Regions from separate parts of the Homo sapiens genome. Here region 2 is linked to region 1. A link is a loop called in an ENCODE intact Hi-C map of the cell type or tissue named here. Cell type or tissue: PC-3. All regions are shown on one strand. Region 1 overlaps EIF4G3 (eukaryotic translation initiation factor 4 gamma 3). Region 2 overlaps EIF4G3 (eukaryotic translation initiation factor 4 gamma 3).

Evidence for each region. Hi-C counts contacts between places; a loop is a spot of excess contacts. Peaks named below come from ENCODE experiments on the same cell type or tissue, not always from the same donor. Only the 100,000 strongest peaks of a DNase experiment are listed, where the experiment ranks them.
Region 2: a loop joins it to region 1, with 1.9 times the contacts of the local background. A loop is called at or near these places in 1 of 110 quality-filtered maps.

What each region holds. Positions count from the first base shown.
Region 1 is chr1:21,097,038-21,101,037 of GRCh38, reverse strand. All of the region lies in intron 2 of EIF4G3 (eukaryotic translation initiation factor 4 gamma 3), which reads left to right. Among named protein-coding and RNA genes, the nearest start is that of EIF4G3, 78 kb to the left of the region's middle. In PC-3, no CTCF peak of the experiment used is centred here; a DNase peak (open chromatin) is centred at 1,767; H3K27ac peaks cover 949 bases.
Region 2 is chr1:21,043,102-21,047,101 of GRCh38, reverse strand. The region is part of intron 4 of EIF4G3 (eukaryotic translation initiation factor 4 gamma 3); the gene reads left to right. Among named protein-coding and RNA genes, the nearest start is that of MIR1256, 57 kb to the right of the region's middle. In PC-3, no CTCF peak of the experiment used is centred here; no DNase peak of the experiment used is centred here.

The sequences.
Region 1 (4,000 bases):
TTAGTATAAGCGTGCTTTGACTTGGGTTTATTGGCTGTGGAGAAGGATCTTTTCTTGATACTAGTGAAGAGAGAAGTTTGTCAGGAGTAGTGTCAAAAAGCAGGTTGGGTGGTTTCCATCTTGTGAAGTCATTAAGCAAGATTTGAGGAGTGTGGATGATCCTATATTGCTTTTTTCCTGTCATTGAAAAAGAACGTAGTTTGCCGCCCAAGCCCAGCTGTTTTCCTGTGTGGTGCCTGTTTTACTGTTACTGTTGCATAACAATTCTCTTTGTTTGTGTAGATTCGCAGGATAAGCCATACTACTTCTTTTTTTTTGTAAGAGATGGGATCTGCCTGGAGAGCAGCCTGGCATAATCATAGTGCATTTCAGCCTTGAACTTCATGGGCTCAAGGGATCCTTCTGCCTCAGACTCCTGAGTAGTTGGGACTATAGGCACGTGAAACTGTGCTTGGCAAGCCATACTTTTTTTAAGTCTATTGAACCGGATCATGATGATGAAACATTTTGAGTTTATGACTTCTTTCTGCAATATTCTGGATCCTGGGGTGAGAGTGGTAGAACAGATAAGATGCTTGTCTCACCATGGAGTTCTAATATTATTTTTAAATTACATGCAATAATATTTACTTTTTTTGGTAACAGCATTATTGAGATATAATTCACACACCATAAAATTCAGCCAATTAAAATGTACAAATGTACAGTTAACTGTATTAAATTATACTTAATATCCAGAGTTGTGCATCCATCACCACAGTTTTAGAATGTTTGGTTTATCTCAAAAAGAAACCCAGGATCCTTTAGCAGTCACCCTCCTTCCTCCCACCTCTCCCTTCAGCTTAGGCAACCACTAATCTACTTTCTGCCTCTATGGATTTACCTATTCTGGACATTTCATATAAGCAGAATCACATGATATACAGTCTTTGGTGATTGGCTTCTTTAACTTACCATAATGTTTTCAAGGTTTATCCGTAATGTACATGTATCACCACTTTCTTTTTATTGCCAAATAAAATTCCATTGTATTGATATGCCACAATTTGTCCATCTAACAGTTGATGGACATTTATCTCCACTTTTTTGCTATTATATATAATGCTGATGTGAACATTTGTGTACAAGTTTTACATGGACATGCTTTTTATTTTTCTGTTGAATACGTGCCTAGGAGTGAAATTACTGAACCATATGGTGACTCTATTGCTTAACCTTTTGAGGAACTGACTATTCATTTATTTTGGATATATAGTTTCTAAGTTCTGAAAAATGAATGGTTTTTGTAACCTACTGTGTAGAAGACACAGAAAACTTCCATTTACCCTGTTATATTCCTTCAATGATGTCCCTTTGTGGATAAACTCTGCCCCCAACCTCTAGGCCCTGGCAAGCACTGATCTGCTTTCCATTTCTACATTTTTGTCTTAACTAGTATATTATATAAATGGACTTACAGTCTTTTTGAGTCTAGCACTCCCTCAGGGACAGGGTCTCACTCTGTTGCCCAGGCAGGAGTGCAGTGAGTCTAGCTTCTTTTACTTAAAATAATTAGCATTTGAGATTCATTCATGTCTTTGTGTTTATTAATAGTTAATTCCTTTTAAATGCCTACTAGTATTCCATTATATGGATGTACCATAGTTTGTCTATTGGCCAGTTGAAGATATTTGACTCATTTCTAGTGTTTTTGGCCATTATGAATGAAACTGCTGCAAGCATTTGTGTTCAGGGTTTTGTGTAAATTTAAGTTGTCATTTATGTTGGGTAATACCTATGAGTGGGACTGCTGAGTCATATGGTTAGTGTATGTTTAATTTTATAAGAAACTGCCAAACTGCTTTCCAAAGTGACTATACCATTTTGCACTCTACCAACGTGTGAGATTTCCAGTTGCTCCTCATCCTTATCAGCACTCATTATTGTCATTTTTTTATGGTTTCAGTTAGTGTAACAGGTATAGTGATATCTCGTTTTGGTTTTAATTTGCATTCATTAATGATGTTTCATTAAGGAAGTAAAGAGCCTTTTGTGTCTTTATTTGTGACGTGTATATTTTCTTTGATTAGGTGTCATTCATTTAAAACTTTTCCCCATTTGAGGCTAGGCACAGTGGGTCGTGCCTATAATCCCAGCACTTTGGAAGGCTAAGGCAGGAGCATTGCTTGAACTCAGGAGTTTGGGACCAGCCTGGGCAACATAGCGAGACTTCATCTTTACAAAAAATGAAAAAATTAGCTGGGCATGGTGGCACATACCAGTTACAGGTTGAGCTGGGAAGGTTGCTTAAGCCTGGGAGATCAAGGCTGCAGTGAGCCATGATCCTGCAACTGCACTCCAGTGTGGGGCAACAGAGCAAGACCCTGTCTCTCAAAACAGCAACCACAGCAAACTTTTGCCCATTTGAAAAATATTAGGTTGTTTGTTGTCTTGTTATTGAGTGTTTAGTTTCTTTCTTCTTCTTCTTCTTCTTCTTTTTTTTTTTTTTTTTTTTTTTCGAGACAGGGCCTCGCTCTGGTTGCCCAGGCTGGAGTACTGTGGCGTGATCTCTGCTCACTGCAGTCTCCACCTCCTGAGCTCAGGTGATTCTCCCACCTCAACCTCCCAAGTTGTTGGGATTACAGGCTCTAACATGCCTGCCTAATTTTTTGTGTTTTTAGTAGAGATGCAGTTTCACCATCTTGCCCAGGCTAGTCCTGAACTCCTGGACTCAAGCAGTTCACCCACCTCAGCCTCCTAAAGTGTTGGGATTATGGGCATGACCCATTGGGCCCAGCCTAGTTTCTTCATGTATCCTAGATACAAATCCTTTATCTTATTTACGTAAGTTTTAAAAGTATTTACCACAGTCTGTATCCTGTCTCTTTGTTCTTATAACAATGTCTTTCACAGTGGAAATGTTTGTAGTTTTGATGATGTTCAGTTTATCAATTTTCTTCTTTTTAAAAAATATTTTGTAGAGACAAGGCCTTGCTTGCTATGTTGCCCAAGCTGGTCTCAAATTCCTGGACTCAAGTGATCCTCCCACCTCGTCCTCCCAAAGTGCTTTGATTACAGGCATGAGCCACTGTGCCTGGTCATATCAATTTTTTTTTTTAAATACATCATGCTTTTGATGTGTTATCTAGGAACTCTTGGCCTAATCCAAGATAACAGTTGTTTCCTCTTATTGTTTCTTCTAAAAGATTCATAGTTTTCTGTTTTACACTAGATCCACACATTTTGAATTAATTTTTGTACAAAGGGTGAGGTGTTGGTAGAGAGTGTCATTGGTTTGCATATGGTTTTTCAGTTGTTTCAGCACCATTTGTTGAAAAGACTATTTCTCCACTTAATTGCCTTTGCACCTTTGTGAAAAATCGATTCACTACATTTGTGTGGGCCTTCTTACAGGTTGAATATTCTGTTCATTGATTTGTTTTTATGTCCTTTTGCCAGTACCACACTATTTTGGTTTTCAAGTGTTAATTTTAAGGTTGGAATGTTTTGTCTAATGCCCCCTTCCTTTTGGTTTTTCAAAGTTAAAAACTTCATTTTTCCTATCATAAAAAACAGACATTTTATTTTACCTGAGGTGACATATAGCAATACCTCAAATTCATGAGTTACTCCTTTCTTCCTATCTGGATTGTGAACAACAGTTTGAGATACTGAGGTAGAGGATATGTCAAGTTGAAGATGCTGTGGATGACTGCGTGTCCTTTTTCCTAGGGATACCTACTGAAAGTGGTTGCATTGTGTACAAGTCTGATCATTAGCTGCATCATCTTAGCACACAGCACCTTTTTTCGATGAAAAGAGTCTCACTCCTTTTACTCCAGAAAGGAAATACAAAATTGGAAAGATCGTGTATCCTTGATAGAATCTGCACACTATTTGTACAGAATAGTAAAGCCAAACTTAGAAGAATCTCCTCTGACTATTCCATAGTCATGGTTCTTTTATCTATTTATTTTAAAAGTTTATTTTTTGTGGTAAAGTATACATAACACAATATTTA
Region 2 (4,000 bases), 54 kb after region 1:
ATATTGGATAAATTATTTAATATCTCTGGAACTTCGTTTCTTCATCTGTCATATAGGGGGAAATTAGAATTCTACTGCCCTGTAAGAGCGTTGTTATGATGGTTGTGTAAATTCCTGCCTCAGAACAGGATTTCCTAAATTTAGTAAGTGCATTTATTATTTGTATTCCTGCCAGACTTGGTTCTCCTCAAGATTTATATATATGTATGTGTGTGTGTGCATGTATCCTTGCCTGCTAATTCTTTTATTTGGCTACCTGTCGAGATTTAGTGTGAAACTTAGAAGCTATCTCCAAGAGTTTGAAATGTCTTCCATGTCTTTTCTGATGTTCGGATAAAAGTAGGATATTAGGCTTGGTTATTTTCTGTTGGCGGTAATTTGTTTTATTCTTCTATACAAAACAGATTCAGTCAACTGAGGATAAGATCAAAGAAACTATTTTTTAGCTACATGTCCTTTTTGATGTGACAGTCTCCCCTTCTTCTGTGAATTAAATCTTTTTGTCCAAAGTAACTACCTATGTCTGTGACTCAATGTTTGACCCTCAATCTACTAAGGTCTAAGTGAAAGAAGCTAAGCTGAAGAAAAGTGAACTTCATAACTTTGAAACGTGAAAGAGGGAAAATGAAGAATATTGTTTCCAATGTCCTCTGCAATCTCATTACCTGCTTCTTTGTTAAGACAGGATTTTACACATCCACAGGTGCTTCACCACACCTGTGTATGTGCCAAGTTTTAAGGCGTAATGTGCATTTCCCTTTTTTACATGAGCTGTAGTTCTTTCTAGCTTCGTCCTCTCTGGAGATTTTGTTTAATTAGTCAAAGACTTTAGACTATGACATTTCAGACAATGGTAAATTGGTGAGACAGAGTCTTTATAGGCATAGATTCTTTTCAGTTTCCCTGAAATGGCAACACTTTTGAACAATCTTGAAACCCAGCATGTCTGTTCTCTGGGAAGAGTAAATAGTTTGGAATTTAAAAGTACCTTTTGGTGGCAGATTGCAAAGTAAATCTCCCTGGGGAAGTGCACTCTAGGGAGTCAGGAGAAGAGACTCTCTAATTTAGAGTTCCAACCCTCCTACCACTGTTTTATAATTTAACCTATGGAAGTTCCTATTAATGCCCAGTTTTCTTCTTTGTGAATGAGCAGCTTTTGTTAGATGAGATCAGAATTTTCTTTAAGACTTCCGTGGGTTTTGGACACTAACTTGAAAGTAGCCAGTTGTTGTTATGGAAAATTATAAAACTATTTTAGATTTAAAATTACCCAAACTTTGCCTTGTTTCATTCTGTTTTTTTTTTTAAGAGAAGTTTGAATTATTTAAAATTACTTCTCAAGATAAGTAAAAACAAAAGAGACTCCTACTTATTGCTTAATTGGTGATGCACATTTGCTTTAACTTAGTTAATTTTCACGAAGTAGCAATTACAAAACAGACCAAACTGGCGCTGATTAACTAGGATCAAAATCTAGGTCTTTTTTCTCTTGGCATCATTGTCTAGACTTCCAGGCTTTTGGAGCTATATTCACAGTAATTAAGTGAGAAGACATGCTCAAAATGATGCCAAAGAAGTGAGGTAATAGGTGTTATCTGCCTGCTGTTTCTGGATTTCATTTGGCTCTCTGTTTTTTTCTGGGAGAGGAACTCCTTCTATAGCATATAATATATAGTAGCTGAGATGGTGATGGTATATGATCCACTGGTTAGATACTTTATTGTCTCTGGAAATACTAAGCAGAGTTCTTCACTGAGGAGTATTGCTTGATCGTGATGCTTATTGTTACACCACAATTTTCATCATTAGTAAAGGATGAGTTTCAAATGATGAATGGTCCCAACACCCATTTTTGCTTTATCCAGCTTCCGGGAATCTTGTTTTATTTACTAAGGAGAATTTCTCTGTGTTGTCTCATAATTGTTCATTGACTGACTGCTCCAGCCTTTGTAAGCTGTTTTTTTATTTATTTTTTATTTTTAGAGACAGGACCTCACTCTGTCACCCAGGCTGGAGTGCAGCAGTGTGATCATAGCTCACTGCAGCCTTGACCCCCTGGACTCAAGCAGTTCTTCAGGTAGCTGGGACTGTATGCGAGCTCCATGATGGCTGACTAATTTTTTAATTTTTTGCAGAGATGGGACTTGCTTTGTTGCCAAGGCAGGTTTTGTTTCTAAATCCTGGCCTCATACAGTCCTCCAGCCTCAGCCTCACAAAGTAGTGGGATTATAGGCTTGAGCCATGGTGCCCTTCTGAGACCCTGTCTCTACAAAAGATGTAAAAAATACTAGCTAGGTGTGATGGCACACACTTGTAGTCCCAGCTACTTGGGAGGCTGAGGTGAGAGGATCGCTTGAGACTGGGATGTTAAGGCTGCAGTGAGCTGGGATCACACCATTACACTCCAGCCTGGGTGGCAGAGTGAGACCCTGTCTCAAAGGAAAAAAAAAAACAAAAAAAAAAACGAATGAAGTTTAATAGTGATTTTTCCTTACTACATATGCTTTTTTTTCTTTTTGTTACCTTTTGTGAAGAATATAAATTCTGAGTTTGATGCACACTTGTTAACCATGATAAAGTAGAGGAAGCTGTGAAAATTTGCTTTAAGAAAACATCACATTTCATTGTTGAAATAGATGAGTATGGAATTTAATTTAAAAAAAGCAAAATGTATAGTTTTTACACTCCCCATGGCCCCCACTTTGAAACACATCATGTCCATCTAAGGCAGTATTTGAGCTTACCAGGATTCTTTAGCATATCACAAATATAAATATGAATATTTTATAGGCCTTTGTAACTTTTAATGACATTTGCAAAGTCATGTTATTTGTAAAGTGTTTAATGACAATATTTGTTGACACTTTTAAAAAAAAGTAGATTTTTAAGAACTTACACATATTATCAACTTAAAAAAACCAAATGGAGGATTTGTCACCAAGGGGACCAACTCAGTGCAGTCAGTACTGCAGGTGTCCAAACCCACACCAAGTCCCCATGTACCATGAATGCAGCTTCCAAAGAATCATGGTAGGCTTTTCTAATTGTTGAGATTTATTTTAATGTGATACTTGATTGGAAGAGTGTTCAGCTCTTTTGGTCATTTTTTGTTTTTATTTAAAAAATTAGTTGCAACCATATTTATAAAGCAACCTTGACCAAATGTTTTTCTAATAGGTGTTTCATCTCTCTCTCTCTCTCTTTCTTTCCATCCTTCCTTTTTTTTTTTTTGCGCCAAGGTTTCACTCTGTCACCCAAACTGGAGTGCAGTGTGTTTTCTGCTCACTGCAGTCTCCACCTCCCAGGCTCAAGCTATCCTCCTGCCTTAGCCTCCTGAGAGTAGCTGGGACTAACTGACTTTTTGTATTTCTTTGTAGAAACTGGGTTTCCTCATGTTGCTCAGGCTGGTCTCGAACTCCTGAGTTCAAGCAACCCACCTGCCTTGGCCTCACAGAGTGCTAGGATTACAGGTGTGAGCCACCGTGCCTGGCCTAGGTGTTTAATCTTTTATGCAGTCCTGTAACTTACCTTGAAATGTGCCTAAAGCAGCTTTTATATGTTTGATTATACTTCTCTTTGTATTGCCTGTAGCCGAAAAGAATTCCATTTATTTTCTTTTGACATTTCTGTGGTTAGTTTTTAAATGTTGCTGCAAGAGTGATGGTTAAGTACAATTATTTTTCAGACTTCTCACCCTAAGTTTTACATTCTGTTTGGCAAATTCACATGGCTGGAACCCACATTTTATCTAAGTATTAATTCAGCACTATTACAGCAAGCTAAAGAATTTTGTAAGAACCAAACTGATTGTGATTTTGTAAGCATTTCTTTACTTCTGTTTTATGTAGGCTCAGTCTTTTGTTGATGATGTTCATTTTCACTTAAATCCTGTCAAAGGCAAAAGGTTTAGGATTTTGTCTTTTACATTTGAACAGCTGTTTCTTTTGGATGCATCCTGGGAGACTCTTGTTTATTTCTCTGGCTACCTCTCATCTGTTTT